2 separate regions of the Homo sapiens genome follow, and region 2 is linked to region 1. Evidence: chromatin loops called from intact Hi-C (ENCODE). Cell type or tissue: heart right ventricle. All regions are shown on one strand. Each heading gives the region's core, and the rest is flanking DNA. Links, peaks and the distances in the headings are about the cores only.

Region 1 (8,345 bases), core at 23-8,022:
CTCTTGAATCTTTAATTCCAGTTCCTGTATTCCAACTATGACATCCTGCCTTAGCTCTCAGACCCTGACTCCTGGGTAAAAGACACCTTTAGTCACTTGACTCCTCCCTAGTCTTCTAGCCCTTGGGTCCCTTTCCCTCTAGCCTCACTTCCTTTCTCTGCTCCTGCCTTTTAGATTGTGCCACCTCGGTCTCTTCTACAGGCTCTTCCTCTCCTTACCCTTTAAATACTTTTCTTCCCCAGAGTCCACAATTTTGTCATATGATTACCACACCATCTGCATGTTAGATTTTTTTCCATATAGATTTATCAAGGGCCTACTACGTGCCGGAAAGTATACTGGGCCCTGAGGATACACTGATGGGTTAAAAACAGACCTGCCTGGCACACAGTGGTACACAGTAATATGTGAAGACTAGATAAATGGTTCACAACAAAGTCTCAAACATCAAAGACCTAATAAATATTTATGGAATAAGTTCTGATTTTTCACAGTAAAAAGAGTTTTGATGAGGGAAGAAAACTAATGCCATTTCTGAAACGTTTTTTAGAATCCAGGCTTCTTAATCCACAGAAGCAAAGATAAAGGAAAAATTACTTAATAGAGTCTATATTATGTGAAGTCTTTTTTTAACCAAAGTTTATAACTATTTTTATTTACAACTAGAAATGAAATTAAACTGCTAAATAGGCATTCAGATTAAATAAGAGTACTTCTTGCCTGAGATTTATGAAACATTTGTTTATTAAGGACCCCGAGACTATCTTCTAGATATTTGTGGAGTGGTTTAAATGTGGTCCTGCTTTAGAACAACCAGAACAAAAACAATAGGTTGATTGATAGATTCTGGTAATTTTATGAAATGTACCATTTAGTTCCAAGGCCAGTATTTATTATACTTCCTCCTCCTCCTTCCCCAGGAAAAATTGGACCACCTAAACTGGATATCAGAAAGGAGGAGAAGCAAATCATGATTGACATATTTCACCCTTCAGTTTTTGTAAATGGAGACGAGCAGGAAGTCGATTATGATCCCGAAACTACCTGTTACATTAGGGTGTACAATGTGTATGTGAGAATGAACGGAAGTGAGGTATGTGTTTCACATTTTTCATAATGGAAATTCTTGTGTAGCTAGCAAAAGTTGTTCCTTTCTGTAGTGTAATGAAAATAGGATGCTTATAAATATTCAAGCAAGACTCACAGATCATAGATTTGATAAGAAAAATATGTGAATGCTATTAAAGCAAAAATGATACAGAGTTAGTCACTAACACTGACCATGTGAATACATTTAGTTTTTATTTGCTTCATTTAGCAGAATGGCTCTAATCTAGGATTTTTCCCAGTACACCTCCATTGCTCCACTGGTAAAATGAGGATTTTCTTCCTCATTGGCGGTGACGTAAAGTAATATTAATACTTCTGTTTCCCACCAGCTAAATTTCTGGACAAATGAATAGGACAAATGAACATTTGTTAGTTTAACAACTAACAATAAACATTCCTGCAATTTGAGTTTTTAAATTTACCATTTTTATAAGGAATATAACAGATGCATAGTATCGTGCTGTGTTGAAGTAACAAATTGACTTATTGATAGTAAAGCTATTTTTAGACATGTTCAAGTCAATCATATATATTTCTTCAGTTGTTTGACCAGGACTAATATGGTGATTTTTTTTTTTTTTCAGATTAAAAGAAGCTGTGCATTTTCACTGTTTTCTTTTTTCATCTAGATCCAGTATAAAATACTCACGCAGAAGGAAGATGATTGTGACGAGATTCAGTGCCAGTTAGCGATTCCAGTATCCTCACTGAATTCTCAGTACTGTGTTTCAGCAGAAGGAGTCTTACATGTGTGGGGTGTTACAACTGAAAAGTCAAAAGAAGTTTGTATTACCATTTTCAATAGCAGTATAAAAGGTAAGTTCTTGCCATTTTTTTTCTAAATATAGAGGGAGCAGTAACTAAAATAGGATCATGTGAGGAAAGCAAACTCATTTGCAGTTTCAAAAGATCTGTTTTAACAATATTCATTTGCATTAGTTCCATTCCTTAGAGAAGTTCAAAATTAAAAATAAAGCAGTTTCTCACACATTTAAAGATATAGAACAACTAATTTGGAAAGCCATGTGATGGCCCCTTGACCCAGGAAAGAAAAAATATATAATAAGTACATAAAACTACACAAATGTTTGCATTTCAGGATTATGAATTATAAGTCAGTTTGTTACTTCACCATAGCAAGATGTTGTGAATCCACTAAAATGTTCTTTATGGGGATTGTAATTTAAAGACTGAAGAGCAGGAACGATCACTGGTTACAACTGTATGACGTGGACTGGACAAAGACTCGAGATTAATATCCAAAAAAGTTTATAGATGGGTTTGAATAATAGATAATGGGTCATTTTTATAACATTTTACAATAATTAATTTTATTTCATCTTTTAATGTGGGGGGTGGGGAGGTAGAGATATATATGCTAGAACTTGAACTTTAGAACTGTTACTCTCAGGTGTCAGGAACCTTAAAGAAGTTTGGACTTTTCTTTGCAGTTAGGAAATGTAAGTGTTCATTATAGATAATTTATAAAATATGAAAAACCAGAAGAAAACAAAATAATCTGTAGTTCTACCATGCAAAAATACCCCATTATTCACAGTTTGATATTTTCTTTAGTTTTTCTACATAGACATGATCATATTGTATAGTATATATGATTTTGTGTATTGCTTTAAGCATATATTGTAACTCATGCTTTGATGATTATCTTTGTGTGTGTGTGTGTGTGTGTGTGTGTGTGTGTGTGTGTGTGTATACATATATTTTTTTCCTTAGGATTTTTTTAGAATAGATTTCATAGGTTTAAAATTTTATGATGCAAGTATATTTTCGAGGAATGGAAATATAGGCTGAAGAGCCAGAACAAACACCTAAAATTCAATACTAATAACTTCAAGCCATTATATGAAGGTTTCAAATAGGTGATTTAAAGCAGTGCAATGCATTTTATGCTAATTTTCGTTATGCTATTTGAAAAATAAAACCCTTCTTAATGCTCAAAATTTGAAATAATGCAAATGCCGCAGATTTGTTTTTAGCCTGAATTATACACTGCACTGATAGTATGGCCACACGGTGGCATTGCCGTGGCTCCTGAGCAGCAGCCCTGCCTGCTTGCCTCAATGCCTTGCAGCCAGCACTTGCTCAGCCCGTGGGACTTCTAACAGCACTAATGTTGGTTTTGTAGTTATTTTCCTTTTTACTTTTGTAATGATTTAACTTTTTTCACACCCTGTAATAAGCGTAATAGAAGCATTCATTAGTAACTTCCATAGTTAGAAAATTCTGGGTAACAAAATGCCCTAAAGGATGCCGGACATTGTCACAGTATGTTAGAGTGCTGTTAATTTGGAAGAGAGAACTATGAAAAAAAAAAAATACTGAAGATTGTGCTGCAAAAATAAAAGGCAGCATTACAGCAAAGTACACAATGGTGATTCTAGATGTATGTGCTTGGAAACAAATCTTTCCTATTTTATATTATTTATGTCTGGTTTATAACTAAGGGGACTTTATTCCTGTGCAGCATTGCTGTGTGCATGTACATCTGTGAAGCTTTATAAGTATTTGCAGTCGTGAAATAAATGTAACAGGAAATTCTGAGGAGTGGGGCTAAATCATCTTAAGAGCAATAAACATTGCCAGAATTTCTTTCTTTTTTTTTTTGTTGTTTTGTTTTGTTTTGAAATGGAGTCTCGCTCTGTCACCAGGCTGGAGTCCAGTGGCACAATCTCAGCTCACTGCTACCTCCACTTCCCAGGTCCAAGCGATTCTCCTGCCTCAGCCTCCCACGTAGCTGGGACTACAGGCGCATGCCACCACACCCAGCTAATTTTTGTATTTTTAGTAGAGATGGGGTTTCACCATGTTGGCCAAGATTGTCTCGATCTCTTGACCTCGTGATCCGCCCACCTCGACTTCCCAAAGTGCTGGGATTACAGGCTTGAGCCACTGTGCCCAGCTGCCAGAATTTGTTTCTAAGGAGAGGTATTTTTAAAATTATTCTTTTGCATTTTTAACCGAAAGAAATGCATAACCCTGGAAACACACTGTATGTAGGGCTGTAAGGAAATTATTGTAGAAAAGCTATTTTAACTATGTTGTGTCATAGTAGAATAGTCCCAGAAAGTTCTAGAATTGCAGAGCTGGGAAGAACCATATTGCTATCTAAGACAGATACCTAATTTTTTACTCAGATTTCCTAACTTCTGCTTCCTTCAGTGTTCTTTAAAACTCTGGCCCTATTCACTAATTTGTAAATCTATTCAAGAATGGCACTAAGACTTTTTGATAGATAATAGCAGTATTCCATCTTAATTGTAACTTGTGATTTCTGCCTTTTTTAAGGTTCTCTTTGGATTCCAGTTGTTGCTGCTTTACTACTCTTTCTAGTGCTTAGCCTGGTATTCATCTGTTTTTATATTAAGAAAATTAATCCATTGAAGGAAAAAAGCATAATATTACCCAAGTCCTTGGTAATGTATTTAATTTTTTTATATACACTAAAAAGTTAACTTGAACCTTTTTTGATAGTTTCTTAAATTATGTTTTTAAAGTAGAATGATATTCAACAAGATGTCACCTGCCATCAATCAGTCAGTCTACCACACATGCAAAATCACATACTGTGTCTTTTGCTGTGCAGCAAGTATTTTGTTTTTTTTTTTATTCTCAGGGAAAAACACGGTGAGACAATTCTGTTAAAGATCTTAAAGTCTAGGGGGAAGAAAAGATAAATATACATTGGCTATATAACGTGTGATAGATTCAAAGATTTATACCTGAGCCCATGAGGACTTTGTCCAGCTTTGGGGTGGGGTTAGTCATGGCTTTTCCAGAGGCAATGCCTGAGCAGTCTTGAGGGACATACAGGAGTTTAGGCACTAGGGGACAGAATGTGCTGAGGTCCAGAGCCAAGAAAGCATGACTTTGAAAGCTCTGCAAATACAGAAACACTTCATTATGGTTGGAGTATGAAAGGAAAGTTGGCCAAAAATGAGACTAACGTAGGAGTTTGACGATTTTAATGTCCAACATTTCAAAGCCTTTGATGTAAAGAACATTTAAAGGTAACAGAATAGTATCTATTTGAGTCAAATATGACAGGAATAATATCTGTGATGCTCAAAGGGCACATTAAAATTTGCTATAAACTACCTTTAAAGTGGATAAGAACTCTCAACAGTTAGTAGTCAACTCACAAATGAATTATAATATTTTATTCTTACTAGTAATTAAGCACAAAGTAACCTTGCAGTATGCCATTTTACACGCGCTAGAGAAGAAAAAAGAAACCTGGATATCCAGTAGTACCAGCAGTAGCATAACGGGTAAATGCTGGTGAAAAGTAATCTAGCCCTGGTAAGAATAAAAGCACACAGTGGGTATTCAGTGTAATAGTGACGTAAACATACCATTTCTTTGATATGGTCACTCCACTCTTAAAAAATGTATTATAAGGAAATAATTTCATAAATAAAAAGATGTACAGGATATTTAACATGTTCCATAGCTAGTAAAAATTGGAAACATTTCCCCATCTATTAAATTATTTATCAGTATAAAGAAATAATATGAGCTACTAAAAATTATAATGATGAAGGCAAGTAATGAGAATATTACTTAAGTAGATGTGCCCACTTTGTAAACATAATGTGCGTACATGTGGAAGATAATTGTATTAGGATTCTCTAGAGGGACAGAACTAATGGAATATATATATAAAGATATATATATAATACCAAATAAACTCCCCTTTATATAAATCTATATTTTATATATTATATATTATATATATTTTATATGTTATATAATATATATTATATATTATATATAATATATTATAAATTATATATTTTATATAATATATTATAAATTATATATTTTATATAATATAAGTTATATATTTTATATATTATATTATAAATTATATGTTTATATAATATATTATAAATTATATATTTTATGTAATATAAATTATATTTTATATAATATATTATAAATTATAAATTATATATTATATATTATAAATTATATATTATATAATATATATTAATTATATTTTTCATATATATATATATAAAGGGGAGTTTATTTAGTATTATTTAGTATTAACTCACACGATCAGAGGTCCCACAATAGGCCATCTGCAGGCTGAGGAGCAAGGAGAGCCAGTCCAAGCTCCAAACTTGAAGAATTCAGAGTCCGATGTTCAAGGGCAGGAAGCATTCAGCATGGGAGAAAGATGTAGGCTGGGAGGCTAGGCCAGTCTCTCTTTTCACATTTTTCTGCCTGCTTACATTCTAGCCATGCTGGCAGCTGATTAGATTGTGCCCATTCGGGTTAAGGGCGGGTCTTCCTTTCCCAGCCCACTGACTCAAATGTTAATCTCCTTTGGCAGCACCCTCACAGACACACCCAGGATCAATACTTTGTATCCTTCAGTCCAATCAAGTTGACACTCAGTATTAACCATCACAGTAACGTACAAAAAGCAACATATATTAGTAAGATATCTGATGGCTTTTTAAAAATTCTAAAACTTTGTTTTTAATATTACTATGGGACCTTTCATTAAAAAGAAATGGCAACATCTGATTCACCCATTATCCTAAATGTGCCATTTGGTGGTCCATTACTTCAGACCTTTGTTTTTTTTGAGGGTAGGCACTTAAGCTTAACAATTTTTTATCTTTAATCAATTTTTCTCCCCATAGATCTCTGTGGTAAGAAGTGCTACTTTAGAGACAAAACCTGAATCAAAATATGTATCACTCATCACGTCATACCAGCCATTTTCCTTAGAAAAGGAGGTGGTCTGTGAAGAGCCGTTGTCTCCAGCAACAGTTCCAGGCATGCATACCGAAGACAATCCAGGAAAAGTGGAACATACAGAAGAACTTTCTAGTATAACAGAAGTGGTGACTACTGAAGAAAATATTCCTGACGTGGTCCCGGGCAGCCATCTGACTCCAATAGAGAGAGAGAGTTCTTCACCTTTAAGTAGTAACCAGTCTGAACCTGGCAGCATCGCTTTAAACTCGTATCACTCCAGAAATTGTTCTGAGAGTGATCACTCCAGAAATGGTTTTGATACTGATTCCAGCTGTCTGGAATCACATAGCTCCTTATCTGACTCAGAATTTCCCCCAAATAATAAAGGTGAAATAAAAACAGAAGGACAAGAGCTCATAACCGTAATAAAAGCCCCCACCTCCTTTGGTTATGATAAACCACATGTGCTAGTGGATCTACTTGTGGATGATAGCGGTAAAGAGTCCTTGATTGGTTATAGACCAACAGAAGATTCCAAAGAATTTTCATGAGATCAGCTAAGTTGCACCAACTTTGAAGTCTGATTTTCCTGGACAGTTTTCTGCTTTAATTTCATGAAAAGATTATGATCTCAGAAATTGTATCTTAGTTGGTATCAACCAAATGGAGTGACTTAGTGTACATGAAAGCGTAAAGAGGATGTGTGGCATTTTCACTTTTGGCTTGTAAAGTACAGACTTTTTTTTTTTTTTAAACAAAAAAAGCATTGTAACTTATGAACCTTTACATCCAGATAGGTTACCAGTAACGGAACAGTATCCAGTACTCCTGGTTCCTAGGTGAGCAGGTGATGCCCCAGGGACCTTTGTAGCCACTTCACTTTTTTTCTTTTCTCTGCCTTGGTATAGCATATGTTTTTGTAAGTTTATGCATACAGTAATTTTAAGTAATTTCAGAAGAAATTCTGCAAGCTTTTCAAAATTGGACTTAAAATCTAATTCAAACTAATAGAATTAATGGAATATGTAAATAGAAACGTGTATATTTTTTATGAAACATTACAGTTAGAGATTTTTAAATAAAGAATTTTAAAACTCGTTTTTGTATTCATTTATTCAAGCACTTAGGCAGTCTTTCATAGTTAAGCAGAATATTTTTATATCCACTGCTTGTTTCCATGCATTAATGCTATAGGATTATTTGCTAATTGTTCATATTTAATATTTAAAACAACCCTAAAAATAATATTTTTAAATGGTCCTTATAGGTCTATATTTCAGTGCTTAACACCCAGTGTGCAGAACACTGTTCTAAGTGGTTTGAGAAGAAAAGATTTAGCTGTAGAGCATGTGGATTGAGGAATCTAGCATAAAGGTGGTGGGCAGAGCCATGGAAATGGATGGAACCTTGAGAATTACATGGTGTGGAAAGAATCCCCAGTGAGAGGCAAACCAAGAGTTAATATATATGTTACCCAAGGATTTCTTGGAATTACTAAGAGG
Region 2 (8,345 bases), core at 91-8,090, 96 kb after region 1:
ACTTTGTTGGAGTGGAATGAGAGTAGGGATAATATATAAATACCTTTTAAAGAGGATCTAATAAAGTCACAAATAACAGAGTCAAATGGAGTACTAAGGGAAAGTAGGATCATTCAGACTAATCCTGTAACTTTGAGATTGACATCGAAAGCTTCAGATGTTTAAGTGGTTATTTCCTTGTTTGTGAAAGGTTTTGTTGGGAAAAGGCCCCCCAAAATCTGGCCATAAACTGGCCCAAAAAATGGCCATAAGCAAAATCTCTGCAGCACTGTGACATGTTCGTGATGGCCATGACACCCACGCTGGAAGGTTGTGGGTTTACCGGAATGAGGGCAAGGAACACCTGACCTACCCAGGGTGGAAAACCACTTAAAGGCGTTCTTAATCCACAAACAATAGCATGAGCGATCTGTGCCTTAAGGACATGCTCCTGCTGCAGATAACTAGCCAAACCCATCGCTTTATTTCAGCCCATCCCTTTGTTTCCCATAAGGAATACTTTTAGTTACTCTATAATCTATAGAAACAATGCTTATCACTGGCTTGCTGTTAATAAATAAGTGGGTAAATCTCTGTTTGAGCTTCTCAGCTCTGGAGGCTGTGAGACCCCTGATTTCCCACTCTACACCTCTATATTTCTGTGTGTGTGTCTTTAATTCCTCTAGCGCTGTTGGGTTAGGGTCTCCCCAACCGAGCTGGTCTTGGCAGGTTTGAGGGTGGCTGGAGACATGTACTAGAAACAATATACTGGACTGTCTGAATCATGAGTTTGATCCAAAGCGGTGCTTCCAATGTATATGTTTCCATGTGTGTCATGCATAAACATACACACACATCATTATGCTAATATATACATGTCTAGGCACTCACATGTACAACTGTGCATATCAATATTATTTTCTAAAGAGAAGAATTGTGTTTTCTTTTTCAAGATGTGAGAAATGTCCATTTTTTGCTTTTGCCCCAAATTTTTACTGTTTATAAAGTTTTACTACAGCTAAGGAATTTTGCAATGCCTGAGTAATAAGACAGATTATTACTAGCCATACTAACTTGGAAACCCCCTAGATGTTTCTCTTAAAACTTTGGTTTGGGGTGGTCAGATGTGGAAAGAAAAGGGGAAGAAATGCAGAAGATGTGAAAAGGAGTCTGATGGGAAAGTATGCCTTTCTGTATTCTACTACTAACTAAATCATGTTTCTCAAACTTTGGATACTTTTTTTTCCAAACATGCTTCTCAAACTTTAGAAACTTGAGAAGCTTTTTTCAAAATATACGTGTACAGCCCACAACACTGGAGATTCTTTCATGGAGTCTGGGGCAAGAATCAGCAAACTTTTTCTGTGTAAAGATTAGAGAGTAAATATTTTAGACTCAAGGCCATATAATATTTGTCAAAACCACTCAGTTCAGCCGTTGTAGGGCAAAAGCAGCCATAGACCATATGTTAACAAATGAGCATGACTGTGTTCCAATAAAATGCCATTTACAGGACAGATTTGGCCTCCAAGCTGTAGTTTGCCCACCTGTGGTGTTCAGTGACACCCAGGAATACTATACTTGGAAAAGTGTTATGCATCTATAAAATTCTCATTAAAATTTATTTTTAAAACTTACCAAAAACTCAACAGGAAAGTTATAAAGGGTTAGAATAGGCAGTTCCAAAACTAGAGAGAGATGAGAGAGAGAGAGAGAGAGACAGAAGGAGGGAAGGAAGGAAGGAAGGAAGGAAGGAAGGAAGGAAGGAAGGAAGGAAGGAAGGAAGGAAAGGAGGGAGGAAGGAGGGAGGGACCGGGTGCAGTGGCTCACGTCTGTAATCCCAGCACTTTGGGAGGCCAAAGCAGGTGGATCATCTGAGGTCGGGAGTTCGAGATCAGCCTGGCCAACATGGTGAAACACCATCTCTACTAAAAAATACAAAAATTAGCTGGGCATGGTGGCAGGCGCCTTAATCCCAGCTACTTGGGAGGCAGAGGCAGGAGAATCATTTGAACCCAGAAGGTGGAGGTTGCAGTGAGCAGAGAAAAAGCCATTGCACTCAAACCTGGGGGACAAGAGAGAGACTTCTCTCAAAAAAAAAAAAAAGGAAGGAATGAAGGAATGAAAAGAAAGAAAGAAAAAGAAAAAGGAAGGAAGGAAGGGAAGGAAGGGAGAAAGAAAATGATTTTATAAAGGAAGGAAAAAATGCTAAACATAATTTTTTAAATGCAAGCTAAAACAAGACACCATCTTTTACCTAATAAATTGGCAAAAACTAAAAAGTCAGATAAGACGCAATTTTGTGAAGCCATGGGGAAGCCAGCACCCTTAGTATGAGGATAGGATAATACAACTTCAGAGGGCAGTTTGGACACAAATTATAAAATTACAGGGCACAAATATTTATGTATAAAGAGGGATTATAATAGCAATATATTGGAAACAATCTAAAAATCCTCCAAGAGGGACATGGTTGAAAAATTACCGTATATCTGTTAAGTCGTATGCTACATAAGCACTATAAAGAATAAGGTAGACCAGTATGCTGACCATAATATTGGTTAACCCCCCAAAACTATTCTCACTTTTTCTTCGGTGGGGCTGCCCCGACTTAAGATGACTTTTTTCAAACTTTTTGCAGCTAAATGTAGCCAATTACCTGAGTTCTCACCAAATGGAAATGAATGAAATTGGTATGTTCATCTTCCAGTTCCTCTTCTGAAAGATGTTTACTTTCAAATCACCTTTCCTTTTTCTATGTCTTTAGCAGCTGTGGAAGCTATGATTTGAAGACAATTGCTTGACTTCACTCAAATGCATCCCTGAATGATTTCCTGGAACAGAACCTGCACTGTACTGCACTGTAATATGTGAGAGAAATAAATATCTATCCTATTTAAACCAGGGCATTTTGGCTTCTCTTTGCAGCAGCTGGGCACTTGCCCTAAATAATACAGAAATGTGCATAGTGCTGCCATAACTGAAACCTAAGATGTGGCATTGGTACAATGAGAGAATCACAGGTGATGGGGACGTGGGTATTTCAGGCTAAAATGTTGACCACCCTTGTTCTATTGTCAAAAAACATTTGGCAAAGCTATTACCTACAATAACTGGAGAAGCAGATCGCTTCTCCTATTGCTTCAAATGAAGCTATTGGAAAGAATCCAAATGTCAATCTGTGTTGGCTTCTCTTTGCTGTCTATAAACAGGTTTTTAAAAAAGTGATCAACTAAGACAAGAATTGACAAGTTTGCAAGCAGAGCTGGAAGAAAGTAGAGAGCATCCAAAAAGAAGAGACTTGTTAAGGGTTGAAAAGCCAACTGATACGTAAAGAGGCTTATAATAGCACTTAATTGAACCAGAGCTGCAAGTGATAAAACCAGTACTCACGCCCTTTCTCAAAGGCCTGTTAAGACTCCTCAGCCACACAGAGAGGAAGCCTCAGGCAAAGAACAAATCCAGGGTGTTGCCTTTCTACCCAAGCCAATTTTTTTTTTTTCAGATAGCTTCAAGGTACCTACGATTCAAACAGGAAAGAAAAGTGTGTCAAACCTACAAGCCAGGAAATAGGTCAGCCTGAATATCCACGTGCAGAAAAGAACATTGAGAGTGGTCAGTGGCCCAGGTACTGACTGGAAGTAAGCAGACCCAAAGCCAACTGAGTTCTTAATCAGAAGCAGTGTTTTGGTAAAAAACCCTGGTGAATAAGACATTCAATAAGTCACATGAGTATGATGGGCTCAGAAGGCAAACCCAAATCTGGATGTGTCTCCCCCATTGAGGACAAATCACTGCCCCCTCCAAGATGTTCACGGGCTGCTTCCTGCCATTGACTGACGGGACACTCAGGCCTGCAGCAGCCAAGTCAGCCTCAGTGAGAGGAGGCCTATTCTTCTGAGCCATGTGGGACCCCTGACCTTACTGCACAGACATTTGCTCACGAGCACATTGAGAAAATGCCAGAGTGTGAAACTGAGTAGGTCACATGTCCACAGAACAGGTCACCTTGTCCATTGATCCTTGACATCCTGCAGTTTTATTTGTGCTGTAAGGTTGGATCCAGTCTTGCTATGCTCCTCCTGCTTCATGGTTTAATGGTCCAGAGAAGACCCATTCATGATGAGAAGTATGGGCCACATGGTCACAGGGCACCCCAGGGTCAGGCTTTTAGCCTCCCTCAGAGACCACTAATAAGCCAACAGATGTTTTCCAGAATGAGACTAGTTATTTCCTGAAGAGGGTAGGATTTTAGTCCAAAACCCTGGAAGCCATGGCCGTGTGTCTACTGTCAGGGTTTGCCACCAACTTCCTGCTTGGTCTCCTCTCTAGTGTTACCTCTTCCATCTAACTTTCATATTACAGCCAGAGTGATGTTTCTAAAACTGAAATCTGGCCCTGGCTAAAATCTGATCATTAATTTGTACATCTTTAATAAGCATCAATTATGTGCCTGTTCTAGGTCTCGAGAATTCAGCAGGGACAAAGTAGAGGGCCCTTGTTTTATCCTTTGAATCTGTAAAAGAAGCTAACCTCATAATGTGACATGAGGGGCACTAGCCCTGCAATGGCGGCAAAATTTCACCATTAGACTTTCATTCTTTGAACAAAGCTGTTTATCTTATTCTAAAATGCAAATGTGCTTGAGCACAGTAAAGCTTTGTCATTCATGGTCATAAACAATTTTGGGTAAATTTATTTATATGATGAGTTCCAATATGACAACCCAAGCTTATCTAGATGAGTTTTGTGGCATCCTTGATAGGGGCTTTTATAGACAGGAAAAATTACTAAGGGGATACTGTGATTTTCTTAAATTAATACTTTATTTATTAAAATTACAAATTTAAATTCCTCATTATTCCTTGAATTTTTAAGTCCAACTCATAAACCTTATTACTTTGTTTATGAATCTGGCAACTTTTAACCATCACTTTTAAGTGGCCTTTTATACTTTAATTGAATTAGTTTAAATATTTAAAAACTTGATTTTTTTTACCCTTTTTGAATACTTCAATTGTGCAACAAAAAAGTTCAAGAACTGTAAGATATCTAAGCCTTTACCCTACCTGGAAACTAACTAATTGACTTGTCAGTGTTTCTTAGATGCTGGCAGAAGACATGAGACTCTTGGATCAGAGACAAAGGGCTTTAATACTCACAGCAATAGCTTTAACCAGAGTGTCATTCTTTTGCATCAGTCCACTTTTTGTTAGGTCTGGAATAGGACCCAAATACAATGTGATGAATAAATTTAATGTGGTACCCTAAATGGGATCCAGGTACAGAAAAGAAAAAAAAGGACATTAAGTAAAAACTAAATAAAGCATGGACTTTAGTTAACAATAATGTATCAATTAATTTAGTTCATTATTTATGACAAATGTACTATACTAATATAAGATTTTAACAATAGGGGAAACCAGGCGTGGGGTATATATATGAGAACTCTCTGTACTATCTTCATAATTATTTTGAAAATTTGAAAATATTCTTAGTTTTTTTAAGTTGAGCAAGTGAAAAATATTAGATAAAACGACAATACATATTGTACTTGAATTTAGAAACATTGTGAAAATTATAGCCAAATGACTGAAGTTTGGGAACACTGGTTTTGAGAATAACAGGGATGGCTGAACTATGCTGAACCCTTGATCCTTCCCACCAGTGTGACAGGAAGATGTGTGATTACACCACAGTACTATCTACCCACAGCTTACAATTTCAGATGGTTATTCCACAGCACTAAGTAGAAGACTCTTTCATGAACCATCCTGAGAATGGGCAGGCACTAACCACCAAAAGCAGAGCTGAAACTTCTCTGAGAGTGAGACATGTCTTTCTTTAGAGGAACTGGGGCTTCTTGGTGGCTGGGTTCTCAGGGGATTTCTTAGTGGAGAGTTACTATAAACATCTAAGCTCTGGTTTACCACAAAGGTTTGGCCCTTCAGACACCTGGTGTCTTTTAGCAGCACCCTCAGCAAACATGAGTCCTTGTCTACAGATAAGACCTCAGGCTCAGAGAATAGGGATTGGAAGCTGAGGATCACACCACTGATGGCCCATTCTCAGGAGCCCTCTACCATCTCTCTTCTCACCCTGTTCACAATCACCTAGGGATTGTAGCACTTGTCCCCCTCCCCAACTTCAACACCCAAGGTCCCAAAGTGATAGACAGAGTGCCAACATTCCTTATCTGTAAAATAGAGGATAACAGGAGAGAGATGGTCTACATCAGCAAGTCTGGAGTTTTAGCCTATGCAATAATTGTCTGGAAGGCTTGTGAAAACACAGGGAACTGGGCCCCACCTCCAGAGTTCCTTTTTCATAGAGTCAGTAATTTGCATTTCTAACAAATCCCAGGTGACACTGATGCTCTGGTTGGGAGCTGCACTTTGAGAACCACTGGTTTAAATGATCTCAGGGGCATCTTTCAACTTTCATAGTCATTAAATCCATGTGTCTCAGACTCATGTGATCATGAGACTCACCCAGAGTCTTGGTTAAATGCACAGATCAGCAGGCCCCACCCCAAACTTTCTGACTCAGAATTACAAGATGAGCAGCCCAGGTGATTCTTATGATCAGAGGAATTTGGGAATCTTTATAATACCAAAAGCCAGCGCACCATCAGTGAATACGGTCTTTGAGCAGGACATGGTGAGAAATTGAGGGCATTCAAACATGGCACACAGGCCCAGGAGAAATGAGTAAAGCTGAAGGAGGGGGTGAGAAGGGATCAACAGGGTCAAAGTTTTGCCCTGACCCTTGCCCATGGCACGCATAGCACTGCAAAAATCATCTCAACCACTGGACATGAGCCTTTGCTACTCCACTGTCCATTAGATGGGGAGGGAAGGAGGCTCAAGGGGATACAAATGGCCAAGGTGATGCTGGGTCAAAGGGCAACTTCAGAAGGTCATAAATGTAACATTCATTGAGTGTTTTGGCCTTAAATTCATTTATATGATGAGTTCTAATATGACAGCAGCCTAAGCTTGTCTATGAGTTTTATGGCATCCTTGACAGTCGCATTTGTACACAAACAGGTCAACCCACGAGCATGGTGTACTGGGAGGGCTGGAAGGGCTAGAATGGCAGTGCCCATCAAAATACAGCTCAAAGACCCCAGTCATTTTCCCAACAGAAAACAATACCCAATTAAGCTGGAAGCAAGAAAGGGCATAGTGTCTGTAGTTAAGGGGTTGCTTGCCCGTGGACTTCTGAAATCCTGTAATTCTCCCTGTAATACCCTCATTTTGACCATTTTGAAGCCTTTGGGGGAATACCATATGGTACAGGAGCTCAGGGCAATGAATGAGGTCGTGATCCCAGCCCACCCATTAGTGGCAGATCCACGTACTCTTCTGACTCGAGTGCCGGGGAATGCAAAATGGTTTTAAGGTTTTTTGGTCAGATGCCTCCTGGGTTGGACTACATACAAGAAGGTCATCTACATGTTGGAGTATACTCCCACTTTCTAATTGAAAATTCCTCAGATCCCTTTCTAGGGCTCAGGCAAAAAAAAAAAAAAAAAGGAGCTGTCCCAAAAGCCCTGAGGGAGTAATTTCCAAGTGTATTGTTTTGTTTTTCTCTGCCATTCAAAAGGAAAAAGGTATTGAGACTCCAGGCTCAGCGGGCTTAAGTGGTGTGACCAATGTCAGAGGCTATAATAGTTGCAGAATAAGGACTAAAACCTCTTCTAATCCCTAGACCAATGAGTTTCTTCCAGAGAGTGTTATTTGAAGGTAACGTCATCCATTTCGTTAAACTATTTTACCTATGAGTCCCAGAAAATGAAATTCCGTCATTAAGATATTCATTCCTTTGAGCCTTTTAACATCAGTGTCAGATGTCTCTTTTAAGATAAAAATATTTTAAGCCTCTATCAACTAATACATCAATGTGGTTAAACAAAGATGTAGCAGAAAGCTGGGCCTAATGTAGTAGTTAATGAGAGGCATGCCACCACCATAACCCCAACCTGCCTGGCAGGAAGTCGAAAGAGTAAGAGGAGAAAGAATCATGAGTAGGGAGACAGGCCTTCTCAATGGGTGTTTGGGAAGTTCCAGGGCCAGGAGGGCATTATAACTCCTGCTTCTCAATTTTGCCTATGTAGTCCCCAGAAAATACTAGTTGCTTTGAATTAAACAGAAACAGTATTATCTCAACTGAAAGCAATCTGAGGCTTTAGTTTGGCCTAAATTCTTCTCTTACAGACTTCTTTTATTTTTTTTAAGACAGAGTCTCACTCTGTCGCTCAGGCTGGAGTGCAGTGGCACAATCTCAGATTACTGCAGCCTCCATCTCCCGGGTTGAAGTGATTGTCCTGTCTCAGCCTCCTGAGTAACTAGGATTACAGGCGT

What was found. Peaks named below come from ENCODE experiments on the same cell type or tissue, not always from the same donor. Only the 100,000 strongest peaks of a DNase experiment are listed, where the experiment ranks them.
Region 2: a loop joins it to region 1, with 2.2 times the contacts of the local background. A loop is called at or near these places in 39 of 110 quality-filtered maps.

Annotation. Positions count from the first base shown.
Region 1 is chr6:137,197,080-137,205,424 of GRCh38, reverse strand. It overlaps IFNGR1 (interferon gamma receptor 1), which reads left to right. Exons shown (of 7, transcript NM_000416.3): 4 at 921-1,093; 5 at 1,740-1,926; 6 at 4,417-4,544; 7 at 6,786-7,940. The coding sequence ends at 7,394. Among named protein-coding and RNA genes, the nearest start is that of IFNGR1, 18 kb to the left of the region's middle. In heart right ventricle, for the core only: a CTCF peak has its summit at 3,134 (motif pointing right); no DNase peak of the experiment used is centred there; H3K27ac peaks cover 2,799 bases.
Region 2 is chr6:137,100,707-137,109,051 of GRCh38, reverse strand. No RefSeq gene overlaps it. Among named protein-coding and RNA genes, the nearest start is that of IL20RA, 60 kb to the right of the region's middle. RefSeq lists an enhancer at 2,872-2,931. In heart right ventricle, for the core only: no CTCF peak of the experiment used is centred there; no DNase peak of the experiment used is centred there; H3K27ac peaks cover 1,295 bases.